5 separate regions of the Mus musculus genome follow, and all the other regions are linked to region 3. Evidence: chromatin loops called from intact Hi-C (ENCODE). Cell type or tissue: left cerebral cortex. All regions are shown on one strand.

Region 1 (5,000 bases), 370 kb before region 3:
GCTGAGTACATAAGAACATAAATAAACAAGAGGAAATACGTAAGGGAGGCCAAGGCATATGTGGTCTACTACAGGGAAAGAAAATACAGCCCCAAGACTCTTTTAAGGAGGCAGGTTGTCAGGACCTGGGGTCCCATGTGGTCCAGTGTGCTCGGGCAGAGAGTGGCACAGGAAGGGCTGAGAAAAAGGCAGCTGAGACTGTAAATGCCACACAAAGAGGGCAGTACCACTGTTGGAGAGTGGCCAGATTCAAGGAAGCCACTCAAACAGAGACAGGACACCTTGGGTATGGCACACCTAGATGATTCGGAGACACCTGCACACCATCCTACCAACCAAGGAGACGCCCAGAAGATCCCTGCAAGACAGGAAAAAGGGGCACAGAACACCTACTTCCATTCCCACCACATAAGGGGGGCTGCAGGATATGCCCTCAAAGACTGACTGAGCAGAGGGTGGAAGTGTGGACTCTGTAGCCTGAAATCACCTAAAAAGTCAGAACCTGTCGCTCACCATCAGATGACCCTGGGGAGTTACCAACCCTCTCTGTGGCACTTCTCTCCTGTAAACTCAATAATGCCACTGCTCATCTCATCAAAGCGTCAGTTCCTGCTGTAGGAACACATTTAGAGCAATGTCTGGCAGAAAAAGCCATCCATAGGTTAAGTAAGCAGTGTGTACAAGGAACACATAGAGGAGACGTGTGCCTAAACTCTGGAACACAAAAACGTGATAGCCCACATACATTTACAGGAAGACTGGTAAAATCTAAGACACTGACATTCCGAGGCCTGGTTGACTGCTATTATCATCATCATTATTATCAGCTGGGGACAAGGAAGCGATGGGCAGGACAGCTGGAGAAAGGGGCGGGATCAGGAATTCTCAGGAAGTCTAATGCAGTTTGACCCCCAGGCTCTCCATGCTAAGAGCAGAAGATGGGACCAGGGGTGAAGGCAGCCGTTGCTGGGGTTAGACACGACAGGTCAAGCTGACCGGTGTCCTCTACCGCAGGGCAGGTAAGAGTGCGTGGGTGTGGGATCAAGCCACCTCCATGCTCCTTCCATGGTATTTATCCTTTACCTTACCTCCACAGCCCAGTCTCTTGGTCCTTGCATGACACTCTACCTAAACTCTGGGGATGGTCACTAATCTCCCACTTTCCACATCCAAGGGCCTCATCTCCATTTTACTTGCTAGTTTCCTTAGTTATCTTTTGTTTGCATCTGGTTTCTAGCGCACAGCTCTTACATGGACTTAGAACTAGCTTATGCAGTCTAGGCTGACACAGCTTTTGGTCTTTCTGCCTCCCATTCCAGAGTGCTAGGATTACAGGCACATGTCACCACCCACAAGCCTGTGTTTTTGGAACCTTCCTATGTCCTGGCTCCCACTCGCCTTCCTCGTTACTACTTTGCAGCTCCCTTTATGCTTACCGATCCCTTTAACCCCACTCAGGCACCTCCCTGGAGCTGCAGTCTTCTTCAAGCTCACTTGCTTCCGCCTTAGTTCAGACCTTTGTCTTCTGGGTCTGACATGGCCCCCTGCTGGTCTCCCTGTCTCCATCTCTGCAGGCCTCACAACTCCCATGTTGCTTCCAGAGTTCCTTTCTTCCAAACCAAATGTGGTCATGTCATTCTCTTTACAGGCCTCCCTACTAATGACCTGCACACACTCAATGGTGCAAGCCTCAACCTCCCCTGTAGGAGACTGTATAACCTCATTCCAACCTGCCCTCCCTGCTTCCCTTCCCTACCCACCTATCAACACTGAATTTCTCACCATCCCATGACATGAAACCAGATACCTCTTCAACACAACTGTTGTGTGTGTGTGTGTGTGTGTGCGTGCATGCATGTGAGTGGTAGTGGTATGTGAACATGCATGTGTTTACTTGTGTGGAGACCCAAATCTGAAGCCACCAGTTCTGCCCAGTCTAGCCAGCGAGCTCCAAGGAGTCCATTTCTGCCTGTCACGTGCTGGGCTTGCTTGCTCACTCTTATGTGGGTTCTGGGGATTGAACTCTGATTCTCATGAATGAGGAGAAAATGCTTTATCCATCCAGTTACCTCTCCAGCCCCCGGCTTTTATGTAAGGAAATCTTTTCTTCGAGTTGATTCACATCATCTAAGAAATGTCCTCCTCAGCTTCCTTAAACAGCAAACATTATTTATTAAAAAAAAGATTTATTTATTGTGTGTATGTGATGTATGTACTTGGGTAAGTATGTGACAAGGCACATGTCAGAGGCCAATCTGTGAGGTGTGGATCTTTCCTACCACGTGGGACTTGGGGATCAAATTCAGGTCTACAGGCTTGGTGGCAAGCCCCTTTACCCACAGAGCCCTCTTGCCATCCCTAGCTCTTTACCTTCTGAGTGTCAACCACACTGTGGTGAGGACTCTTTAGACAGTCCTGGCAAGCCCTGAGTGACCTGGACCATTAGACCCCGGCCCTCCGTGGAGCCAGGTGCTCCCAAAGCTGCACAGCCCGCATGGGGCCTGAGTGTGAATTAAAGAAAGCCCTTCCACCTTCCACTCTAACCAGGTCTGTGCTGGAGTACAAAGGAGACTTGAGAAGCTCTGGAGCCAACAAGGAGAGGGCTGTTCTCACCGCTGTATATCCTTATTCTTCCACAAGGAGGCAGACTGGGCCTTTGGCACTCTTTCGATGAAATTCACCAGCTCTTCCATGAGAAGCCTGAGTTTAAACAAAGCATAAAGAACACTGAAGAACAATTTGCTGCAAACACTACAGCCGGGAATGGTGGATTTGCCCCCTTTTCACTAGCCTGTCTCATGAGATAGGCGTTTCAACTGATGTAAGAAGCTGACACATAGTTTGGGAATCAAAAATGCTCCAGTTAGAGCCGTGGTTCTCAACTTGTGGGTCTTGACCTGTTTGGGGACGGGAGAGGGGGCATGAGAATGACCCCTTCACAGAGGTCATACATCAGCTAGCCTACATGTCATATATTTACATTACAACTCATAACAGTAGCAAAATTACAGTTATATTAAGTAGCAACAAAAATAACTTTAGGGCTGGGGGGGTGTCACCACAACGTGAGGATCTGTATTAAAAGATTGCAGCATTAGGAAGGTTGAGAACCACTAGCATAGAGGGAGACATCAAGAACTAATTTGAAAGCTGCCCAAAAGATCTGCAGTGAGACAGACCTCTGCCATTCTGAGATGGAATACCCAAATACAGCTAAGGGAGCCCAAGGAGCACTGTACTCAGCTGGCTCACGGCTACACAGACATTGACAGCACCCTGAAAACTAGATGATAATCAAACAGCTAGAAGTAGAGCCAGACCTGGCAGCTCATCTCTGTAATCTTACCACTTGGGAGGCTGAGGCAGGAAGATTGCCATGAGTTCTAGAGTAGCCTAGGCTACATAGTGAGTTCTAGGCTAGCCTGGGTTTCAGAATGAGACTGTCCTCCAAAAAAACAATATATCCACCTTCCTACCCACCTAGAAATACATTTTCAATATCTGAATCCAGTTCATGCTAATACAGAACACAGGGTAATATCCTCTCTGTATCAATTTAGAGACAACAGCAACAAGTAAGTTTACTGGCAAACCCAAACACGTACACTTCACATCCATCTGTTTCCCTAACTACTGTCTCCTTCTCGAGGCAGCAGTCCTGGCTCCAGCACCCCAAGATTTGAGGCCCAGGTTCATGCTCCTTGATTGCCATTGTTTGCAGACTACGGGACTTGTAATGCTTTCTCTCAACCAGGCTGCTGTCTTGTTTTCCTATAATGGCAATTTCGGGTCCCTGGAATCCCTTCCTGTTTTTGTATAAGCTGTAGGTCACGTTTTCACACTAAAGGTTCTGTTTTATTTCTAATCACTAGCTCATCTTGTTGGGTATCTGTAAGACACTAGAGTACAATCTAACAGTTTATAGTACAATCAACCCTGTATATTGGATCCTGAAAGCTTTACCTTATACTGTTATTTCAAAGCAATACATTATGTGTGGATTTTTTTTCTTCAGTAATAATTTTCTTTCTAGGTTTTTTTCCTTTCCTTTTCTCTAAGTAACTGATTCTATGGTAATGTATACCATCCGCCTACACTGTAAAGGCTTAGCTGGGGTAAGAAGAAAGGACAACCTTCTTGGTTGACTGAAGACTGTAATTTTTGATTACTCTTCTTCCCTTGTTTTCTACAAGTTTCTATTTATAGTCCTCAGCAAATCATGAAAAAAAGGGGATCTTTCCAAAGCAAAGTAATAAAGTTTTTTCTTTTTCTTCTTCACTTAAATAAGCAAAGTTCTGTTGCTCTGACACTTTCTGCTCTGGATCTTTGTGGCATCTTCCTAAGCCTCTGACCTCTTCAGTACCATTTACAGAGGAGCTGCCTATGAACAGCTATGCTGAAAGAAAGACCCAGACACTACCAGGGGTACCCATCTCTAGGCATCTCCGGTGAGCATTCCTGTGTCTAGAGAGTGGCATACTCATCTTTGTCCTGGGAAATAAATTACACATTTCTGGTATCACACCCCACAGTGGCCACAGAAGGAGCTTGGCAGCCACACCTCTCACCTGCCGATCTGCATGGTGGGTTCTGTGGCATACACTGTGCCTGTGAATCCTGTGTGCTCGGTGATGTAGGGCAGCGCCATCATGCAGTGGTAGTTAGAGATGAGGATCACATCGACTGTAGACAGGTCTATTAGCTCGGTCTGGAGAGAAAGGGAGGGTGATGTGCGTCTGTGCCAGGGCACATAGAGCAGCAGGACGGGACTGACAAATGATGCTGTCAGAATGTAGAGTAGTAGCTCTGCTTCTTCAGAATAATGAGGCCTTTCCCGCAACACCACCCCTCTCTCACCGTGGATGTGTCCTAATACTGACAGCTGACAGCTGGGCAAAACGGCTAGCCGCGAGAACACGGCCAGCTTACCAGGATCACTCTGCTCTATACATTTAGCAAACTGGTCTTCAAAAGGCAAATAGAGAGACAACTACTTTTAC
Region 2 (5,000 bases), 130 kb before region 3:
CTTTACAGAGGTGAGGCCTCAGTACTGAAAGCAGAGAGATGAATGTTGGCTGGGCCAGGTGCTGCTGAGCAGACGTAACACGCATGCTGATTTGTGATGGCATTCCATATGAAAGCAGTTAGCTCCTACAGAAATGAACCTCAGTCTAGGGCTGGAATAAACAAAAGGCAAGATCAGATTTGCTGACCTGCCCTCTACAGGAGCTCCTGAGGGTTAAGACTGCCAGGAATAAAGACCATGAATGAGGAAAACATACCAAGCACATAGGCTGAGCTTTTTGTTGTTGGTTTGGTTTGGTTGGTTTTTTTGTTGTTGTTTTTTAAATTTTTACAACAAAAATTGAAATCACCACAAGGTGTCAGGATAGCGCTCAATTTGCAGCTCTACATGAAAGAGCCAAAGTGAACTGGCAGGAATTGATGACACCTGGAGCTTTCAATGCAATGTTTCTGAAAACAGAAATATGGGCATAATCTTTCATCATGGGAAAACAAACGCAGATGTCTGTAGGGCCAATCATCTCCCTCACTCATGGAATCGAAACTATCCCCACGTTTGACTTTCCACAGGAGCTTCTCTCCGTGTGATGTCTTATCTGCCCTTGTCTTTTTACACAATGAGCCTCTACAGCTAGGGCTTGGTCTCTAAGTATGTCTAACTTAAATGAACACTGCTTCTTAAGAAATGGTGGATTCTGGGTCCAGAAAAGGAAATGTGGACAAGATGAGGCAAAATGTCTACTGTTCGTGGGGCAACGGAAGGGACTGCCACCACTCAAATTTAGGAACATTGGAGCTTTGATAAAAGTAATGAATACCCAGGAGTCAAAGTCTTAAATCTAAGAGTTCATTATGACATGAAGACAACTTTACAAACCAGTAATTTTGAAATAAAAACACACCACCACCCATATCACACTCTTGCTTTCCTACTCTATGGTACATTATGCCTTGCTACTCCCAACCTGGGCCTAGCACCGCTGAGCATGACATGCAATGACAATGAACAGAACAACAGGACAGCACAGGCACGACAAGCAGATCTCAAGGTGAGAGAGAGAATCTGGACATAAAAGAAACCTGGGTAATCCCACCAAAGACACTTAAGAACGCTGACTACACGGCTTATGGCCTTAAAGGAATTACTATTTTGATTGACTGATTTTTAAATTTTTTTCCTATTTTTTATTTCTTTGGTTTTTCAAGACAGGGCTTCTCTCTCTCTCTCTCTCTCTCTCTCTCTCTCTCTCCCTCCCTCCCTCCCTCCTTCCCTCTCCCCTCTCTCTCTCTGGGTGTAGGCTAGGAAGTATATGAATAGAGTAATACTCTCTATTCAATCTTTTTTTTCCTCAGCCAGTGTCAATGTCCCAAAGCTTAATTAACAGAACAGGGAAGGTGCCCCGAACTGAACTCAACACTCTGGGGAAGACAGGGTTTCTCTGTGTAGCCCTGGCTGCCCTAGAAATCACGAAGATCTGCCTGCTTCTGCCTCCCGTGCTGGGATCAAAGCGTGTGTCACCACACCCAGATGATCCTCTTTCTTTAAGTACCCATATTTTGAAGCCACATGCTGCTTCCAGGTGAAGTCTGATACGAGGGTGGCATCAAGGTGCTCCTGGGGTAGGGGTCAGGGTGGGGTAGCATGCATGACCGAGCCACGCTAAGCGGCTGGACACTGTGGAGCAGGTGGGCAGGGAAGCACCACTTTCCTTCCTGCTTTCATGCTTCCTATTTTCCATTAAATCTTAACATTTGTTAAAAATAGCCATGTTATCTCAGACACACATTTTTTTCAGTGACAAATTTCCATTCTTCCTCTTTTTTGCGACAGGGTAGCTCCACATAGCTCTGGCTGCCCTAAAACTCACTCTGTAGACCAGGCTGGCATCAAACTCTGAGATCCACCAGCCTCTGCCTCCCAAATCCTGGGATAAGGCTGTATGCCACCACTGCCAGGCATATTTTACACTGTGACAGCCGACCTCCCAGAGATGTAATCACTGTCTGTCATCTCAGAAATGGCCACATAGAGCCAAAAAACTTACATCTCAACCTCTGATGAGCAAGCACATGGCCTCAAGGAGGAGGTTGTGAAGCCAAGTACAAATGAGCAAGAGCGAGACTGTTGATGAGAGCACTGCAGGCCTCCTCCTCATGCAGACAGTTGCAGAAAGCAGCTCAGCTCTCAGCAGCACCAGCTTCCCCCTTCCTATGGCTGTGTGCTAACTTACTCCTTTCGACAACCTCAACTGTAGAATACTTACTGAGCAAAAGCTTGACCTAGGATGAGTTTAGAACTAAGAGCTGACCTAGGCTTGCTTCTTCACAGATCTTTTAGTCATATCCTTTAAACTAAAGACTCTTGCTGATTTTGTCACCAAATCCTGTCAGGATTCTGAACCACTAGCAGCACTGGCCCACTAGGGGGCATCTGGAGATTCAGACAAGGACTGCAGCATAAAGAGGGAAGAGGAGCAGGTGCCAGAGAACATGAGACCCTCCATGTTATTCACCAGGAAACACCACAGCGCCTGTAAATCTGGTGCTACCTGACACCCTTTCTTACAGTCTCATTCTCCCAGAATATTCCTCAGTCTCCCTCAGCACCTATCATCTGAATTCAAGCTTCTCTGTACACAGGCACATCTGGTACCTGCAGTATCACAGCAATGGATCTTGCGCTAGAGGCTTCTGCTCATACTCACATATCTCTAGCTACTGGACAGCAGGAACCTGGCACTTTCATCTCTACCCTGGTACCTGACATAGCTTTTTGACATAACACTCACGGTTTGCCATGAACAACATGCACAGGAAGACCAGATAGAAAGGGCTGGAAACTGTTGGCTTGAATGGCACATGCAGAGGCACTAAGTAACCAGGGAGGTACAGAGAAGCTAGGCCAGGTGAAAATGAAATGGCTAAGGGACAGGACCATAGAGAGGCAGAGCTGGAGAGCTCCGGTAATAGAAAACCCACACGGGCTGGACAGGTAAGCAGCTCACTCACCCTGACAATGAGTGGCAGAGAAGAGGTGACTGGTCCAAGCCCACAGAGAAAAAGTACTGGAAGTGCTGAGTGAGTCTTCCCAGAAGTGTGTCAAAACACAATCCCCAAGATACTGAACACTAAAAGACTTCTCTGAAGACGGGCATTTATAAGTTGTTGAAAATGAGTTTATTGTATAACCTACAATCTCACTGATGGTCCCACCTGGGCTCCTTCTAGACGAGGTCTTTGGCTTACCATGCAGACCAGCCTGTTCTCCTGGGCTTCCTTTTCAGAGCTGACCTCTGTAGGATCGTCTCCTCCTGCAATCCTCTCCCCAATAGCCCCACTGAGTCGCATCACCTCCACGTGCAGCCGGCCTGCCACCTGAAGAAGGAAGCAAAGCAAACGCTGGTTTCTGGGTTGAGTTCTTTCGGCCTGCCAGGACCTGTCTTCCTTGATAAAGCCAGAGGGTAACAATGTGTGAGGCACTAAAGGTGAGTTTCTAACAGCTGCTTTGCAATCTGAGTAAAACAGGAAAGTCCTCCTTACAGCCCAATGGAAACCCAGGGTGCCCATGAGACAAATATTTATCACTAGTTAGGACTGGTTTAAAACAAAGATATTAACAACAAGTGTCCTGTCAGTACCCCTCACTGTCCCCTGAGCTGTCTGCTGACTGAGGCAGTGATAGCCAACCTCTCCCTTCTGGTTGATGATCGGCACAGCATACTGTAACTTCACGTCATAAAACAGGGTCTCCAGGAAGACATTGGCCACACCGATGAGACTATGGTTTTCCTGCTCATCATAGAATGGGTCAGCACGCTTGAAGTAGGACCGGCTAACCTAAAAGAAATTCCAAACATACAAATTCAAAAGAGGGGAAAAAAAAAGAATCATCTGAACAACAACTTTTACCATTATATCCTGATTTTTTTTTTTTTTTTTTGAGACTGGGTCTCACTGCATGACATTGGTTAATCTGGAAATCACTATACAAGCCACAGCTGTCTTCAATTCACAGAGATTCTCCTGCCTCAGGGACTGAAAAGCAGCAACTGAGAGCACTAACCTCTTCACTGATCTTTTAGGCAAGAAGATCCTGAGTTGCTAAATACACTACTGCAAATTAGGACAGCAACAGCAGCAGCTGAACTTTTTTGGCATTCATTTTTATACCTATCTCTAAGTCAAAGAAGGAGAGGAATACTGAAGAAAATTACAAATTTAGGCAAAAATATTACCTAACCATAAAAAGCCATTTCTATTGAGTATAATCTAAAAATAAATAAATAAAAGAAAAAGCTAAGAAAGAAAGCAACTCCAAGTGGAAACGGGCCCAACAGGATTGAAAACACTGGTATAGGTAGCAGGCTGTAGTAGTGTTCCACCATGATCCCGCCTAGGAGGCTGAGTGAGAAAGAGCCTGAGTTCAAAACAAGCTGGGCCACAGAGAGACCGTGTCCAAAAGAAACTTGTAGACAAAAACAACAAGCTACATGTGTTTGTTTTAAGCACGTACAACTGCATGGCTGAAGGGAACGAGGAAACGTGTCGGCAGAGGAGCAGCACCAGGACAGAGCTGGACACTTACTCTGGGATCTCAATGCCTTCAGGGACCTTCCTAGCAGTGCGAACACCAGGGTGCACTGATGAGTGTGAACCCATCGACTGAGGAGTAATCGTCTGCAGTGTGTTGAGAAGGCCTGGCCCCTACCTCAAAGAGAACCCCAGAGCAACCTGAGACAGACACACTCACTGACAGATGGAAAGGGGAAATTCTGCTAGAATCCAAAGAGAAGAGGAGATACAAACGAAAATATGCACATGCCCAACTATTGAACGACTTACTTAGCTCAACAACTTAAGGATTAACAGAAATTTTACTTTAAAACTAGAAACAATCTTGGGAAAGCATGCAGTGTCCCACAGCTGGGCAGATGGTATGGCTCCTTCTCAGACTACCAGGGAAGGGGTTCCTCAGCTGCTTACCGGGCTGTCTTCTTCACA
Region 3 (5,000 bases):
TGTTTCAAAACAAAACAAAACAAAACGACACAACACAACACCCAAAACCAAAACCAATAGTAGGGAGCTGGGGCTGTAGCTTAGTAGGTAGAACACTTTCCTCACACGCTTGAAGCCTGGTTTATGTCTGTAGTGTCAAATAAACTGGGCATGGTGCTGAAAAACCAGCACTTCCTGTGAAGGTAGGAGAATTAGAAGTTCAAAGTTACCCTCAGTTACATAGTGATTTTGACACCAGACGGGGCTTGGTGAGACCCAGTCTACAGAACAAAACCCAAACCCTCCATACTTTCCTGTGTGACTTCCAAGGTAGCTCAGGTGAGTGCCTGGAGAGATGGCTCAGCAGTGTAGAGTCTTTGCTGCTCGTGCAAAAGACCCGGGTTCTGTTCCCAACACCCACACAGAGGCTCATAACTGGCTGTAGTTCCAGTTCCAGGGAATCTAATACCCTTTTCTGACCTCCACAGGCACCAGGTACATATGTGGTGCATACATATACATGCAGGCAAAATACACATAAGCATAAAATAACACAAGAAATAAATCTATGAACAAGTAAATCTATTAAATAAGTAAAGAGTAACCGGCAAACAAATAAACAAATGCTCACCCGACTGGCACAGGTCTAATTGTCCAGTTCCTGAAAGGTCAGGATCAGAAACTGCCTGTCTCTCCTGGGGTTAACCTGTCTTTATTCTCTAGCTAGGGTGTTTATTCAGCATTTTAGGAGGAGAAAGCCACCCAGGTGTTGTATCTATAGGCCAATGAGATGAGAGAGGACCCTGATGGGCCAGGTAGGAGGTAAGAAGACCCCAATTCATCATCGTAGCTGTACATAATATACCCTGAACTAGAGCCTGCTTTGGCCAACCAGAGGTCAGCAGACAGGAAGGGCACTCAGCTGAGGTGACCTGCAGTGCTTGTGTATGTGGAGTGAAGGAGCCAGCCTGGTCCAAACCAAGGGAAACATAGAGAGTGAGCGACAATAGTAACCATGAGGTGTCTTATAAGGCGTGGTGTGTCTTATAAGGCGTGGTGTGGTGCGGGGGAGGGAAGGAGGACACTGTTGTACAGGGCGGGAGCAGAGGGCAGAGTGGCAGGGCAGACGTGCCTGGCGGTGTGATGGGGGCTGGGCAAAGTGATCACACCCAGCCAGACTCTGCTGTGAGTGTAGAGCTGAGAGGATTTCCTGTTGGTCATGGGATAAAGAAGGCACTATCGTCTTCACCCAGTGCTCAGTCCAGTGGTGGCATAGAGTACATTCACGCGGAGCACCGTGCATGCGTGCGGGGGTGGGGGGCGGAGCAGGGAGGGGGAAGAGAGGAGGAGGAGGGGAAGGGGAGAGGGATCTTTCATGTAGCCAGACTAGCCTCAGATTCCCATCGGTTACAGGTAGTTGCTGCCATACTTAGCATTAGCATCCGCGGAGCCGTGTGATGGGTAAATCTGCTCCATCTGAGCTGGGTTTTCATAGCTCCCATGACCTTGACCTTCAGGGAAGAAATCCTCAATCCTTGTTCCAGTTATAAAATTCCAGTTATAAAACTGGAATGCCTCGCCTGCCCTTTAAATCAATCCCCAGACTTGTGAGATGGCCCAGAGGATAAAGGCACTTGCAGGCACTTGCTGTGCAAGTTCTATGACCTGCGTTCATCCTTGTTACCCACACAACAGAAGGAGAGAGCAGCCTTCAAAACGTTTTTCTCTTACCTCTACCCAATACACCCTGGCATGAGTGTGCACTTCCACTCATACATAGAACAATTAAAATTAAAAATGAAATACACACACCACTCATGATGGCACCAAGCCTTTAATGCCAGAGCTCAGGAGGCAGATGCAGATGGAGCTCTGTGATCAGCCTGGTCTACATAGTAAGTTCCAGGAAGGCCAGGGCCACAAAACCAACCAACCAAACAAACAAACAGGAAAACCCCCAAACAAAAAACAAAACAAAGCAAAAAAAAATTATACACAAACCACAACTAATTCTCCCTTTCCTTTTCCTTGGTCATTACATTCTACTTCCTCTCTATGAACTTCACTGCCCTGGGGATCTCGTATGAGAGGAGTCATGTAGAATTTGCCCCTGTGACTGATTTAATTCTTTTAACCCAACATCCTTCAGGTTCTCCCAAGGTGCACTTCGGTGTTTAGCTGCTTGGAGGTAGTTTGCAAAGGCAGGGACTGCGGGGTGGGCCTTTCTCTGCTTTGCGGGCCGTGAGCGCCTCCTTGAGGCCATACGCAGAATCTTGTCCCTGAATTACTGCTAAAATGATGGTTGACCGGAAAAGTACGCACTTGGTTATATTTTAGCTTTTGTAGGTGAGTTGGCAAAGATGACCCTGAAGGAATGGCTCTGAGATAGGGAGTATAATATAACAGAAACTTTGAAAAGGATTGAGGCTCTCTTCCCTGAATGTCAAGGTCACAGGAGTTATGAAAACCGGGCACAAGCAGAGTATTTATACCAATCAACCCAGAGCAGCCAACTCGACAGAACTTGGAGACAAACAAGCAAATGCACAGAGGCTTTAAGTACATTCACTCTCTGTAGGGCTTTCTTGCATAAGTAATTATAGTCCCATGCAGGATGTTTTGCTGTTAATTCAGATATAGCCGGAGAAAACAGGATGGCCCAAGGGGCAAGAGGAAGTCTTTACTTCTTGCAAGATAGTCAAGGGTGAGAAGATTAAAGATAGCCTTGCCAGCTGGTAATGCTGTCAAGCTAGATTTGATGGAAACAGCTCACAGTTGATCAAGGTGCTTGGAGACTCATCCGAGCATCTGTAAGATAGCTCAGAGTGCTTGCCCAGCAGGCGTGCATTCACAGGAGTGCATGAACCAGGAACTCAAATGTCTGTAAGCCCCACGGAGAGGTGGAGTCAGGAGATTCAGGAGTTCAAGGTCAGCCTTGGTTATGCAGCAAGTTTGAGGCCATCTTGGCCAGCACAGGCTGTGTCTAGCTGTACTTATATTTTTCTGCACAGATTTTTTAAGGTCCAGGCTTATTTATTTATAGATAGAGTCTTACTCTGTAGCCTAGAGTGGCTTTGAACTCTGGTCTTAGTCTCCCTAGTTCCAGAATTACAGGAGTGAACCATCACCTGTCGCTTTTTTAGATTTATTAACTAAATCTAGGGACTTTTAGTGTTTGCTTGTTTTATTTTTGTTTTGTTATGCTCTGTTTTGCCTGATTGGTTGGGATTAAAGCTAGTCTGTCTAGCTTCAAAGGTTGGGGGGGGGGGGGAGTCAACATTAATACAACATCGCCACCTTGTGACTAACATGCTTTCTCAACGTGGCAGGCCTTAACCTCTGTCGTTCACTTACGGAGTTTGCAGTGCTGACTCCCAGACCTCCTGAGCTTTGTTGGTTGTTAGTCTTGACCATTAAATATGTACTATATGTAAACACACACACACACACACACACACACACACACACACACATCTAGGGCGCTGTGCACCCTCATTTCCTTCCTCTTACCATCTTTGTAAACTTTGGACAAAAGCCTCTGAAGAACTTACACCTTTCAACCTGAAATCTACATTTTAAAAACTAGGGACCTGTCTTTCACAGCGCTAGAAGGTTCTGTGCAAGACCCCAAAGGAGGAAAGCAATCGACACTCCTGGCCAGATGTCACCTCGATGAACCACAACCATGATTAGCCTGGCAAGGCATTTCTAAAGGTGCAATAGTGATAATCATATATCTAGGCATTTAGCGGCCTGCTCAAAGGAGGAAACTCTTGCTGGATATGGGAAATCTAACCAACCACCTGGGGCTAGTGATGTCATGGATCCTAGATGAGAGCCTATGCCTGCCATTTTGCCAGAACAACATACTACCTAGCCATATTTTAAATACTTGTTCTTTAAAAAAAACAAAAAGATTTATTTAATTATAAGTACACTGTCGATGTCTTTAGACACACCAGAAGAGGGCATCAGATCTCATTACAGATGGTCATAAACCACCATGTGGTTGCTGGGATTTGAACTCAGGACCGTTGGAAGAACAGTCAGTGCTCTCAACTGCTGAGCCATCTCTCCAGCCCTAAATGCTTGTTCTTATACCCCACAGGCAAGTGGAGCTTTCACCCCTCCTCAAAGAAGCTGTTGTTTGCACTGGATGGAGAGCATCACAGAAAGCCACAGCTGGTTAAAATACAAAGAAACAATGGAGTGTGGAGTGCCCAGCCCCAACAACTGTATCTACAACACAACTCCCGCACCTAGGCTCAGGGAAGACTGTAGAAGAGGGGTCAGAATACTTGTAAGAGCCAAATGATCGAGACCGTAAATCTCCTGTGAGGCTGTGTCTCCTGGAAACGGCAGGGAACCTGCATCCATGATGCCTCTGCAGTACAGCTAATGAAACAAAACCTGAGCTACGACAATAGCAATAGAGAGACGTGCAAACAGACAATAGCAATAGACATACAAACGGGGAAGGGGCACGTCTGGGGGCGGGGGGCATTCCTAGACAAAGAACTACAGGCAACTAATGACTACTGAGAGAAGAATTAGCCTCTCCCAGAAATCAGCCCCTTAATTGTCATCCCTTAAATCTTCGCGTACAAGCAACACTAAATGGACTCGTCCGGTTGTATTTAAGCATTTCCCACCCACTCTCCCCACACATCAGAAAAGGAGGCCATGAATCTGAGAAGGAATAAGTAGAGGCATAGAAGGAGCTGAAGGGAGAGGACACGGGAGGGTGAAATGATGTAATTACCTTTTAATTAAAAAACCCATTAGGAGCTGTTGGGATCTTGTAACACTGGTCATTTCGAGTGCTCAGAAACTTAATGTGTTTATCATCCGTGTCCCAAACAAGCAAAAACTGAAGGACCAAATTTGGTTGTTTCTTTAAAAATTCAGTTTTTTTTTTTTTTTTGGCAGGCAGCCTGTATCCCTGCGGGCCTTCAGAAGAAAAAACTAGAGCCGGGTTTGCATGGAGCAAGCACTGCCCTCTAGTGGGTACCTGTGATACT
Region 4 (5,000 bases), 240 kb before region 3:
TTTTTATAGGATAAGCCATTTTTCTCATCCTTTTCTGTAGCTTTTTAGACGGTTCCTATGTTGAGTAAGTCTGCTATCCCAGTTACTGTAAGGACACATCTTCCTGTGGTTGTATTGTGTTTGTTATGGTGTGTTGTTTGGCTGTTTGATCGATTGCAGGCAGTGTCTCGCTCTGTAGCCTCAGCTGGCTTTGAACGCTTGCTACTCTTTCTCCCTCAGCCTCCTGAGGATTCGGGCCTGAGTCACCATGACTAGCTTCCAGGCCAATTTTGATTGATTCTTCTTTTTAAAGACATATTTACTAATAGTGTGTGTGTGTGTGGGGGGGGGTGATGATGTGATGTGCACCCTCATGGAGGCCTGTTGTTGGATCCCTGGAACTGGAGTTCCAGGTGATCGAGAGCTGCCGTGTAGGTGCTGCATGGTGAGCCCTTGATAGTTTGCACAGCCTTGAAAAGGGTGACTTTGAGAGCATACTTGTCAGTGCCTTTATAGAAGTTGTCTTGCTTTCCTTTCACAGAGGCATGCCATCGGTAGAGATTCTTGCTGTGCCCTTCCCACTCACTTTACTGCAGCTGCACAGATCCTGAAGGAACAGTGACCCCAATTTATCTCTGTAAATGTATTGTCCTCCAAATATGTAACGGATACAGACCCTCAAGTGGATAAGGCCTGGCTAACCCAGCACCAGTCAACTTGAACTAGTAAGAAGAACTCCATGTGAGATAGTGCCAACAAGAATTAAGCTGAAAATGCAAAAATTATGTATAGACTGAAATCAGAACCAAGAAAGGGCAGGAAGAGAACTATATTTTGAGTCATACCATGATCACACACATGCACATTTTTCAAAACTCATTGTATACATATGAGAATAAACCTTTGTAGAATATACCTCAGTTTACAACAAATATATAGGGCTTCAAAGTCAGAAAATTGGGGAATGAGAAAATCTTGAATCCATTTAAACCTAGCCCTGAGTAAGTTGTGGTGGAGACTCTGGGTCAGGACCAAATGAAAGTGAAACTAAAAATCAGAAGTTAATGTGAAGATTACAGTAAAGACAGAGGTCCCAGAGCGAGTGAGTGTGTGTGGCTTCCTCATCTGTTGCTGCATAAAATTTTATCCCAGAATTTATTAGCATCTTGAAACATAAGCCTCTAGTATTCCAGACAATATACATCAGAAATGCAGAAGCAGCTTTGCCAGGTCAGTTAAGCTTTAGCTTAAAAACTAAATCTAACTCCCTCTTCCAGCCTCCATGGACATCAGGCACACACACGTGTGGACATACATCATTCATACACACAACAGAAAATGTAAAAAGAATAGTCAATAAAAAGTCACCGTGAAGCTGGTCCAATGACTCAGCTCTAACCCCAGCACTCAGGAGGCTGAGGGAGAAGGAGCAGCAAGCGTTCAAAGCCAGCTCAGGCTACAGAGTGAGACATGCCTGCCATGGAGCAAACAGCACAAGACAGAGCTAGAGGTCTCCTGAGGTTGCTGTCTCCTGGGTTAAGAGAGGAATTGGATGAACATTGTGCATGGTGGAGAAAGTCAGTCTCTTACTATGTGTATGCTCTTTAAAAGTTTATGTGTTACATGTATTGGGAAGGTCTTATGCATCCATACCAAACAAACAAGAATGATTCTAAGGTAATAAATAAGAAAGTGGTGGAAAAAAAGTATTTTCTTATGTGTGTTCAACATACTTGAATTTTTATAGAGAATATATAATTAGAATATAATTATAATGTGGCACTCAAAAGCACTAAAATAGGAAGCTTAAGTGTGGGAGACAAGCTTGAGGCACATAGTGACTTCCAGGCCAGCCAGGGCTATCTAGTGAGACTCTGGCTCAAATATAACAAAACATATCTAAACATAGCTCTGATTGAGGTAGAAAATTGCTAAAGGACTTTGAAAATTGCTGAACGTTCATAAGGATTTTGTATTTTGTAGTTCTGAGATGGCCTGTTGGGGCCATCAGAGTCGTTACGGTTGTTCAGGTAAAAGAGGCTGAACAGGGGAGTGATGACTAGAAGAAAGAGCTTTGGTAAAAATGCAAGCTTTAGGGGAGGGAGTGGGTGAGAGGTTAAGCTGAGCTAACTCCTATAGGAAGATGAGCAGATGAGGGGGGAGGATAATGGATTAGGCTTACTGTGTTGGTCTATGAGAAATTCTCATTAAAGTTGCCTAGCCAGTGGTTTCCAAGAACAGGCTGTGCCCTGAGAGTCTCTTGCATTTACATGACATTTTAAATCATTGTTGATAATTACGATGATCAAAGAAAGAGGCTTAAATATGGAATCCCAGTGGCCACTAATGAGTAGAAAGCTAACATAGCACCTGGAGCCAAAATGATCATGCTCTGGAGGGGCTGTGTCCCTCATTCCAAGGTGAAGAGCCAGTAGGTTGTGGCAGGAAACAAAACATGGAGAGGAATCCAGAGTCCAGTGTTGAGATTTAGAAGGCTGGGTTCTAGTTGAGAGCCCTCTAGTGGAGGAAGCGTGGTGTGTAAACTCCAGAGAGGAGTCAGTAAAGCTGACGTTCACAAGACATTATGGATGCCAGCTAAAGACTACCTCCAACCACTTTGGATATAAGGGGCTTACTTTCTCACTGGAAAGAAATTAAGCAGGGCTTAGTTTTAGTCGGTGTATGTAAATTATATGAAACTTTGCCTTTGCTTCTGCCCTACAAGAGGTAGAAAAGAGGTTTTTGAAGATCTGAAACTTTTCCCAAGAATTTCTTCCACAGCAGGGAAGAGACTATCTGGAATTTTCTCCCAAGGGAAGTAGCAGAGCTGGCAGACAGTGCAGAGAAGCTTCGAGGACCTGAATGTCAAGTCCCACAGAGCTCCCAGAGCAGCCGCGATTGTGGGTCAAGGACCCTAGAGGAAAGTCATTTCTGAGTGTGACATTTGCTGTTTATTCAACTGTTTTGCAATGCCTCTTCTGGAAATGGCTTGGTTAACTGGTTCATTTTCTGCATTTATTGTCCGAATCCAAGGTGAGTCAGGAAGACAGCCTGTATTGCCTGCTCCTCCCTTTGTTTCATTGCATTCATTATTATACAGAGAGAAATGTGTGTGACATTTTTAAGTCCGTCACATGCTTACCTCAGAGTAAAATTGCAGACAAAAAGCAGAAGTGGACTTCTTTTTATAAGTCTTCATTTACTTTAATTGCACTGTTTCTAAAAGAACGAACAGAAACTAAAATATTCAGTGTCAAAAGCCAGGCATTAAAACATTTATAGAAAGATTGAGAAAGTTTTAGTGGTAGAAATGTAGGGAAAATTTACATTTATAGTGTGCATCTGTAAGCTTTTGATATATTTAGATATAAATGTAATACAGGGCATATAAAGTTATATTCATAAAAGCATATACTTTATGTATCAAGGGCATCTTCCCATATTAACATATGTTAATTAAATATATAGTATTAAATATATATAATCTTTGAGTTTTAAAAAATTTGTGGGGACCTTTTTAAATATGTATAGTAGGTGACAACTCAATGACTTTCATAAAGTATAGATATCCACATTACCACCTTCCGTATCAGTAAAGAACATCACTGGCCACTACATAAACCATCATCCTTGACCTTTTTCCTGCATGGGTACCAGTATGCTGATTTACATCCTGATGTATAGTGTAGTGTATGGCTTTTGTATGTTTTTGGCTTTAGGGAAGCAGCGTTGTTTCTGTGAGGTCTGCCCATATACTGTACATATACTACTAGTTTATCCTCTTCCTGTTGCTATGGCAGTCTGCAGTAGAAGACACAGATACCATAATATATGCATTCTGCATTTGATGGCCATTTAAGTTTTGGAACCAGGGAATTCTCTGGGTAATGCTCATTTCTGAAGCTTCTTGTGCATGTCTTTTGAGTATGTGTGTGCTGGGTAATCACGCACTCCTGTGGTATGTATACCTCAAGTTCAGTGTTTATGGATCCTGTCCATTTGCTTCTGGAAATAGCCCTGCTATGTGTGAATTCCATGTTCTTGCTAATACTAAGTATTACTGAGTTATTGTTGTTAGATTAGTTTTGAGAGTTTTGTAGCTTTTAAAACATATTAAATTTAGTCAAGCTGTGGTGGCACACATCTTTAGTTCCAGTACTCAGGAGGCAGAGGCAGTTGGATCTCTGAGTTCAAGGCCAGCCTGGTCTACATCATAAGTTCCAAGAAAGCCAGGGTTACACAGAGAAACCTTTTCTCAAAAAATAAACAATATAACAAAACAAAGAAAACATTTAAAGCATGCCAGTTTCTGCTATGGGAATATGCTGTAACTTGATGTCCTCTGGATGGGCTTTGCTACCTGCAACACAGCATGTACAGCTCTCATGGCTGATGGGCACTGTGTTCTAACATGAGGGTGATTTAATATTGGAGAACGCTAACAGATCTCAGACATACTTTTTCTTAGTATATATTTTTAAACTTGTCTGTTTTTTTACCTATGTGGTAACAGAAGGAAAATTCAAATACAGTTTGACTTCATGGTGCTGAATGATCATTTCGTCATTCTTTTTTAAAATTAAAGCCGGGCGTGGTGGCGCACGCCTTTAATCCCAGCACTAGGGAGGCAGAGGCAGGCGGATTTCTGAGTTCGAGGCCAGCCTGGTCTACAGAGTGAGTTCCAGGACAGCCAGGGCTATACGGAGAAACCCTGTCTCAAAACCAAAAAATATAAAAATAAAATTAAATAAATAAATAAATAAATAAATAAAATTTATTTGTGAGATGACTCAGTGGGTAAAAGCACCTGACACCAAGCCTGACAACCTGTGTCCAGTTCCTGAAACTCAGGTTGTCCTGTGCGTGTGCACCTCCCCCCCCCCCATGTACGTTAAGAAGAAAAGTGAAAGTGTTTACTCAGAGAACTTTCTGTTGTCATCTTTCTTTTATCTCCTCCTGCCATGTTTTCTCTTGTCATCTTTTTGGTTTTTAAAGATTTATCTATTTATTTACTGTTAGTA
Region 5 (5,000 bases), 330 kb before region 3:
GAACCAGTTTGCCTCCATTTTAGGCTTAAAAGCCATCATATAGTAAAGACAAACTAGGTTTATTCCTGTTTCCTGTCCCAGGAATGGAAACCCTGTTTTGTCTATGATGCCCTGTTGTTAGGATTGAGTCTTTGTTTCAGGAGGTCGGTATAACTACCTTACTATGCTTATGGTCTGTTCCTGTAACCCTGCCTATTTTGCTTACCAAATCCCCCAAATTTGTAAACCCTATGCCCCAGAGCTATAAAATTCTTGCGAACACCTTTATTCCTAGCATTTGGGAGGATCTCTGTGAGTTCAAGGTCAGCCTAATCTACAAAGGAACAGCCAGGACAGTTACACAGAGAAACTCTAAAAAACCAAACCAAACCAAACCAAACCCAAACTCCAAAACAAACAAAACCCAACAACAACAACAACAACAACAACAACAACAACAGCAACAATAACCTCTTGCATTCCTCACATCTAATACATCTAATGCTGATCTCTCAAACCCCTACTACCTTAGAAGGAGACAGACTTCGTACAAGAATAAAAAAGCTTGCTTTAAATTTGGCCATGATAATATGGATTGGTAGTCTTTCTCCTCTAATCTTTGGGATTAGCAATCTTGTAGGTGATTCTAGATACTATCAAGCTGACAAAAGATACAATCATCACGTGTGCTTCTTTTATTTCAATGAAAAAGGAACATACAGATAAACTGTACTTAGGAAAAGACAGTATCTGCTTAAGCCATAAGTCTGAAATTTTGATATGTCAGACATTTTGTTATAAATTTTCTCCATTCCTTTATAAACATGAATGATTAAAAAAATTAACTACTGTAAGAGCAAAAAGGGGCATTAATTTCACAATTTGTATTGAAGAGATGCTTTTGTGAATGTCGTCTGACCAACTATCCATCCTTGAGGAAGCTAAAGTTCACTTAGGTGTGACTTCAATGAACGGAAACATTTGCTGCCTTAAAGAAGGCATGGACATAGAGCGCTATGTGGTGATCTAAACTTGTTTTTCTCACAGTAAGTTCTTCATCTTGGTCAATTAACATCCTGAGGCCCTGGGGTTGACTCTTCTCTTACAAGTTTTTTTCTAGTGGCTGAAGAGCTGGCTTAGTAGTTAAGAGCATTTGTTCTTGCAAAGGATGTCTCTTTTATTCCCCAAATTCAGGACTGTCTGTAACTCAAATTCCAGTGGACCTGACGCCCTCTTCTGACCTCATTGGGCACGACGAATGAAGTTGGTTCACGTGTTGTGGCCCTTTGCAAACCCCAAAAGACCACCAGGAAGCCAACTCCGATGCCATCGCACTAGGGTCTTTTTATTCAAGCTCCAGCTTGGGCCCCACCGCTGTCTCTGATGCAGCAGGATGGGAGGGTGAAGCCGCAGACCAGCTTCAGGCAAGCATTTATAGAGGTGAGCACACAGTCAAGGGGGTTTCTAGCCTGGCACACATCTGAGTGGGGGGCTGTTATGGAATTGTGTTGCCCTTTAAAGTAATTGGCCGGTGCTGGGAGCTTATGCAAATCATAAACTGAACTTGTACTTTCCTCCTGATTGCTGGTGTTAGGAAGTGAAGTGCCAGGGGCAGGCTTGATGGGGAGTAACCTGGAAACTGGTGCTAGGTGTCTGCTTGTTGGTTAACTTGAGTTCAACCTAAGTTCAGCGTGAACCCACGATCTGGTTTCACACAGACATACATGCATGCAAAATACTCACGCATAAAGTTTAAAAATCTAAAAAAAGTTTTCTCTAGTCCCTTTCCGTGTCCCACTTTTCCTCAGAACCTCTGGCTTCAATCCTCTTCGTAGTCCTGCCTAGTATGTCAGCTCTTCGCTTTTTGCTGGTGTTTTTCTGGAGCTCTGAGGATCTTTGTGGCTCACATCCTTTGTCTACCTGCTTGAGCCCACAATTCTGTTCACCTTAACACCTAATGATCACACACTGGCATTTTAAAAACAGCAGTAAAGATCTTTTGAAAATGTTTTTTGAAGCTTGCTTATGGCACCGCACTATTTATTGACTTGTTTGTTTCTTTAGCTTAATGGAGGAGGGGAGCAGAGTTGTACTAACTATCCCTTGCTGGCCTCAACTCACTATGTAGATCTGGCTGGCCTTGACTTTGCATCACTCCTCTTGCCTCTGCTTCCCAAGTGCTGGGATTACCGGTGTGAATCCTCATGCCCCTTTCCGAGAAGTCTTTCCATATGCATAATCCCCAATGTTTTGTATATATGAAGGTTCGGTGCAGGTGGATAAGGAAGGGCAAGGAAAGGAGATAGTTATAAGAAACAGCTTTCTCACATATTACCAGAATAATGGAAAGCTAGTGGCAGCTAGACATTACTAAAATTTTAAGAAGGCATATTACTGATTACAAGTAAAACTAAAATCTCTATTTTTTACTACAAGAATACTTGAGCCAGTGACCAGCAATATAGCTAAATCACGGCATTCACTGTAACACTGTCTGAATCCTATAACAAACCCAGCAAGCCAGAGGCAGGAAATATATCTATTTTGATCTCTGCACTACACCAGTCCCTTGAGTAATGCCTAGTACAAAGGAGGTGTTCAAGATTTGCTGACTGACTAAATGAGTGAAGACCGAGATGTGGGAGATGGTTTATGCTTGGATCTTTGGTGACATATAGTAAGCTAGGAACCACTTTTCCACCAGAAATGGCTACGTTTCCCTGAGTTGGGAGGGAGACCGTTCCCTTCCTGTTGTGGGCTGACTGTCAAAAACATGCTGCTGACCATCAGAGAGACAGGTAAAGGGCTCTCTGGGTACACAGGGAAAGCCACTAGGGCAGTTACTTACTTTTAGGATTCTGAAATGCAAAATGTCCACTTTTATCACAGGGCACGACCATACGTGATGTGTTGTAACGCTACATGCCACACAGCCTTTTACAGGGCTTGAGGAAATGAATAAGGGAAAACTGGGGCTGTGATAAAATCCCACTGTTCAAAAGGCTTGACATGACATTACATCAGAGGGACACAGGAGGGCGCACTAATCAACCAGTGAGGAGAAACAGACCCCCCCCCCCCCCCCACACACACACACACCCTGAAGTCAGGTTGACATTTTAACAGTCAAACTGCAACATGACCAGCAGTCTCTGGTGCGACTTTGAGGGACTGTCATTTACAGAGAAAGATGTTATACTCCTGATTCAAGATCAAGGACGTCAGAAGAATTTGTCACTCTGTCAAGGAGAGGCCACGAATGTCTGCACAAGGTGAGACTCAACCACACTCTAACCCCCAATGATTTGTTAAATGACCTTGGAGAAGGATTTGCAGTTTTAAACAAAGACTTTCTATATAATGTACAACTGAACGTGGAGTTCTGCTCATCCTCTACTGAACTGATACATAAATTTATTTGTCTGTTCCATCTGTTTTCCCAGGAGTAATGGTGAGTTTAAACAGGTAAAAATGAAACAGTTTTGCACAAAGAGCAGCCCTAGAGCTTAGATGCAGTCTGTGGCCTTTCCAAGTTTTAAATTTGTAAATGCAACAGTAATATACAATTCCCCTCGTGGAATTCAGTAAGCACGCTATAATGGAGATCAAAGTGACTTCCCTTTCAGGCCTTTAACGAGAGAGTGACAACAGCTGTCAAGAGCCAACGTGTGGAGGCGAGGTGCTTGCCTCACTCACAAGAGTGCCGTTAATCCCAAAGTCACATTCAAGCCTATGTCTCAGCAAAATTATAAGTAATTCCACCCATAGCTATTTGGGGTCAAACATAATAGTTAAACTGGAATGTGTTGAAACTGAATGTTATGGGTATACTGTGGTTGCATAATAAGTATCTGTGGACTGGATAAGCATGAAGATTCTGTCAGTCACTGGAACTAGCTCAGAAAGATCCTGCATCATAGAGCTCACTTTAACCCTCACTTCGCCACTGGAGTCCCCGCCATTGGGTTTCAAGCTCACTTGCTGCCAGTCTACTCAGCGTACTTGATGGTGAGGGGCTTCGGCAACTTCTACTTCTATCATTTAGCTGAACTACTGACCACTAGGTTGTATCTGATTAGGCTCGACCTACACCAAACTGTGCTCTAAAATGTGCCAATTTAGAAGATGTATTTCCAATCTCTCCTAAAAGGATTATAACTGGAAATATCAACGAATGTATTTTGTTAAAGCTGCCAGAATAATGAATAATATTATAAATATCGCCAGTCATTAAATCCTTTGAGTTAGTATCTAACTAGGAACTCTTCAAATGGCAGTCAATGTCTTCAGTGTGCATATGAAAAGCCATCATCAAAGTGATGTGCTGGGAGCTGGAGAGAAGGCTCAGTGGTGAAGAGCGCTGTTCTTCTAGAGGACCTGACCTGGCTTTGACTCCCAGCACCCACACGACAGCTCACAACTGTCTGGAACCTCAGTTCCTGGGTATTCAGTACCCTCTTCTGTCCTGTTTGGGTACCAGGCATGCAAATGGTATACAGACATGTATGGGAGCAAAACACTCTTACACACAAAATAATCAAATACATTTTTAAAAAGAAAGTGAGTTGCTAGGGGCTGGAGAGATGGCTTAATGGTTAAGAACATCTGCTGCGCTGGGCGTGGTGGCACCTGTCTTTAATCCCATCACTCAGGAGGCAGAGGCAGGCAGATTTCTGAGTTCGAGGCCAGCCTGGTCTACAAAGTGAGTTCCAGGACAGCCAGGGCTGTATAGAGAAACCCTGTCTCGAAAAACCAAACCAAACCAAACCTAACCAAACCAAACCAAACCAAAACATTTGCTGCTCTTGAAAAGGCCTGGAGTTTGGTTTCCAGGACTCTTATGGGGAAGCTTATAATTATAGTTCCTGAGGATCCAGCATCTTCCTTGGTCTCCTTGAGCCTCTGCATACACATAGTACATAAGCAGGCACTCGTACTCCTACTATCAAAACAAACAAATATTAAGAAGAAAGTGAAGTGTAAAGTTAGAAAACACAAATCCCATCAAAGAAGCTGCTTGA

Evidence for each region. A loop is a pair of places that touch in the nucleus more often than their neighbours do. Peaks named below come from ENCODE experiments on the same cell type or tissue, not always from the same donor. Only the 100,000 strongest peaks of a DNase experiment are listed, where the experiment ranks them.
Region 1: it touches region 3 in a loop (3-fold over the local background); 10 of 42 quality-filtered maps call a loop at or near these places.
Region 2: a loop joins it to region 3, with 9 times the contacts of the local background. A loop is called at or near these places in 40 of 42 quality-filtered maps.
Region 4: a loop joins it to region 3, with 3 times the contacts of the local background. A loop is called at or near these places in 7 of 42 quality-filtered maps.
Region 5: it touches region 3 in a loop (3.0-fold over the local background); 14 of 42 quality-filtered maps call a loop at or near these places.

Annotation. Positions count from the first base shown.
Region 1 is chr14:64,992,682-64,997,681 of GRCm38, reverse strand. Ints9 (integrator complex subunit 9) reads right to left here. Exons shown (of 17, transcript NM_153414.5): 5 at 4,569-4,708; 6 at 2,614-2,700. Among named protein-coding and RNA genes, the nearest start is that of Ints9, 45 kb to the right of the region's middle. In left cerebral cortex, a CTCF peak has its summit at 2,629 (motif pointing right); a DNase peak (open chromatin) is centred at 2,637; H3K27ac peaks cover 355 bases.
Region 2 is chr14:64,750,342-64,755,341 of GRCm38, reverse strand. It overlaps Kif13b (kinesin family member 13B), which reads right to left. Exons shown (of 40, transcript NM_001081177.2): 19 at 4,983-5,000; 20 at 3,687-3,836; 21 at 3,246-3,374. Gm26225 (a small nucleolar RNA gene) reads right to left here and starts at 1,424; the gene lies at 1,290-1,424. In left cerebral cortex, CTCF peaks have their summits at 357 (motif pointing right) and 2,404 (motif pointing right); DNase peaks (open chromatin) are centred at 485 and 2,412.
Region 3 is chr14:64,624,434-64,629,433 of GRCm38, reverse strand. Gm36924 (a long non-coding RNA gene) reads right to left here and starts at 4,857. Exons shown (of 3, transcript XR_383509.2): 1 at 4,742-4,857. In left cerebral cortex, CTCF peaks have their summits at 2,234 (motif pointing left), 3,300 (motif pointing left), 3,900 (motif pointing right) and 4,982 (motif pointing left); DNase peaks (open chromatin) are centred at 3,302, 4,229, 4,679, 4,963 and 1 more place; H3K4me3 peaks cover 334 bases; H3K27ac peaks cover 1,267 bases.
Region 4 is chr14:64,863,135-64,868,134 of GRCm38, reverse strand. All of the region lies in intron 4 of Hmbox1 (homeobox containing 1), which reads left to right. Among named protein-coding and RNA genes, the nearest start is that of Hmbox1, 84 kb to the left of the region's middle. In left cerebral cortex, a CTCF peak has its summit at 2,498 (motif pointing left); a DNase peak (open chromatin) is centred at 2,479; H3K27ac peaks cover 644 bases.
Region 5 is chr14:64,954,758-64,959,757 of GRCm38, reverse strand. All of the region lies in intron 1 of Ints9 (integrator complex subunit 9), which reads right to left. Among named protein-coding and RNA genes, the nearest start is that of Ints9, 7.0 kb to the right of the region's middle. In left cerebral cortex, a CTCF peak has its summit at 2,980 (motif pointing right); a DNase peak (open chromatin) is centred at 3,001.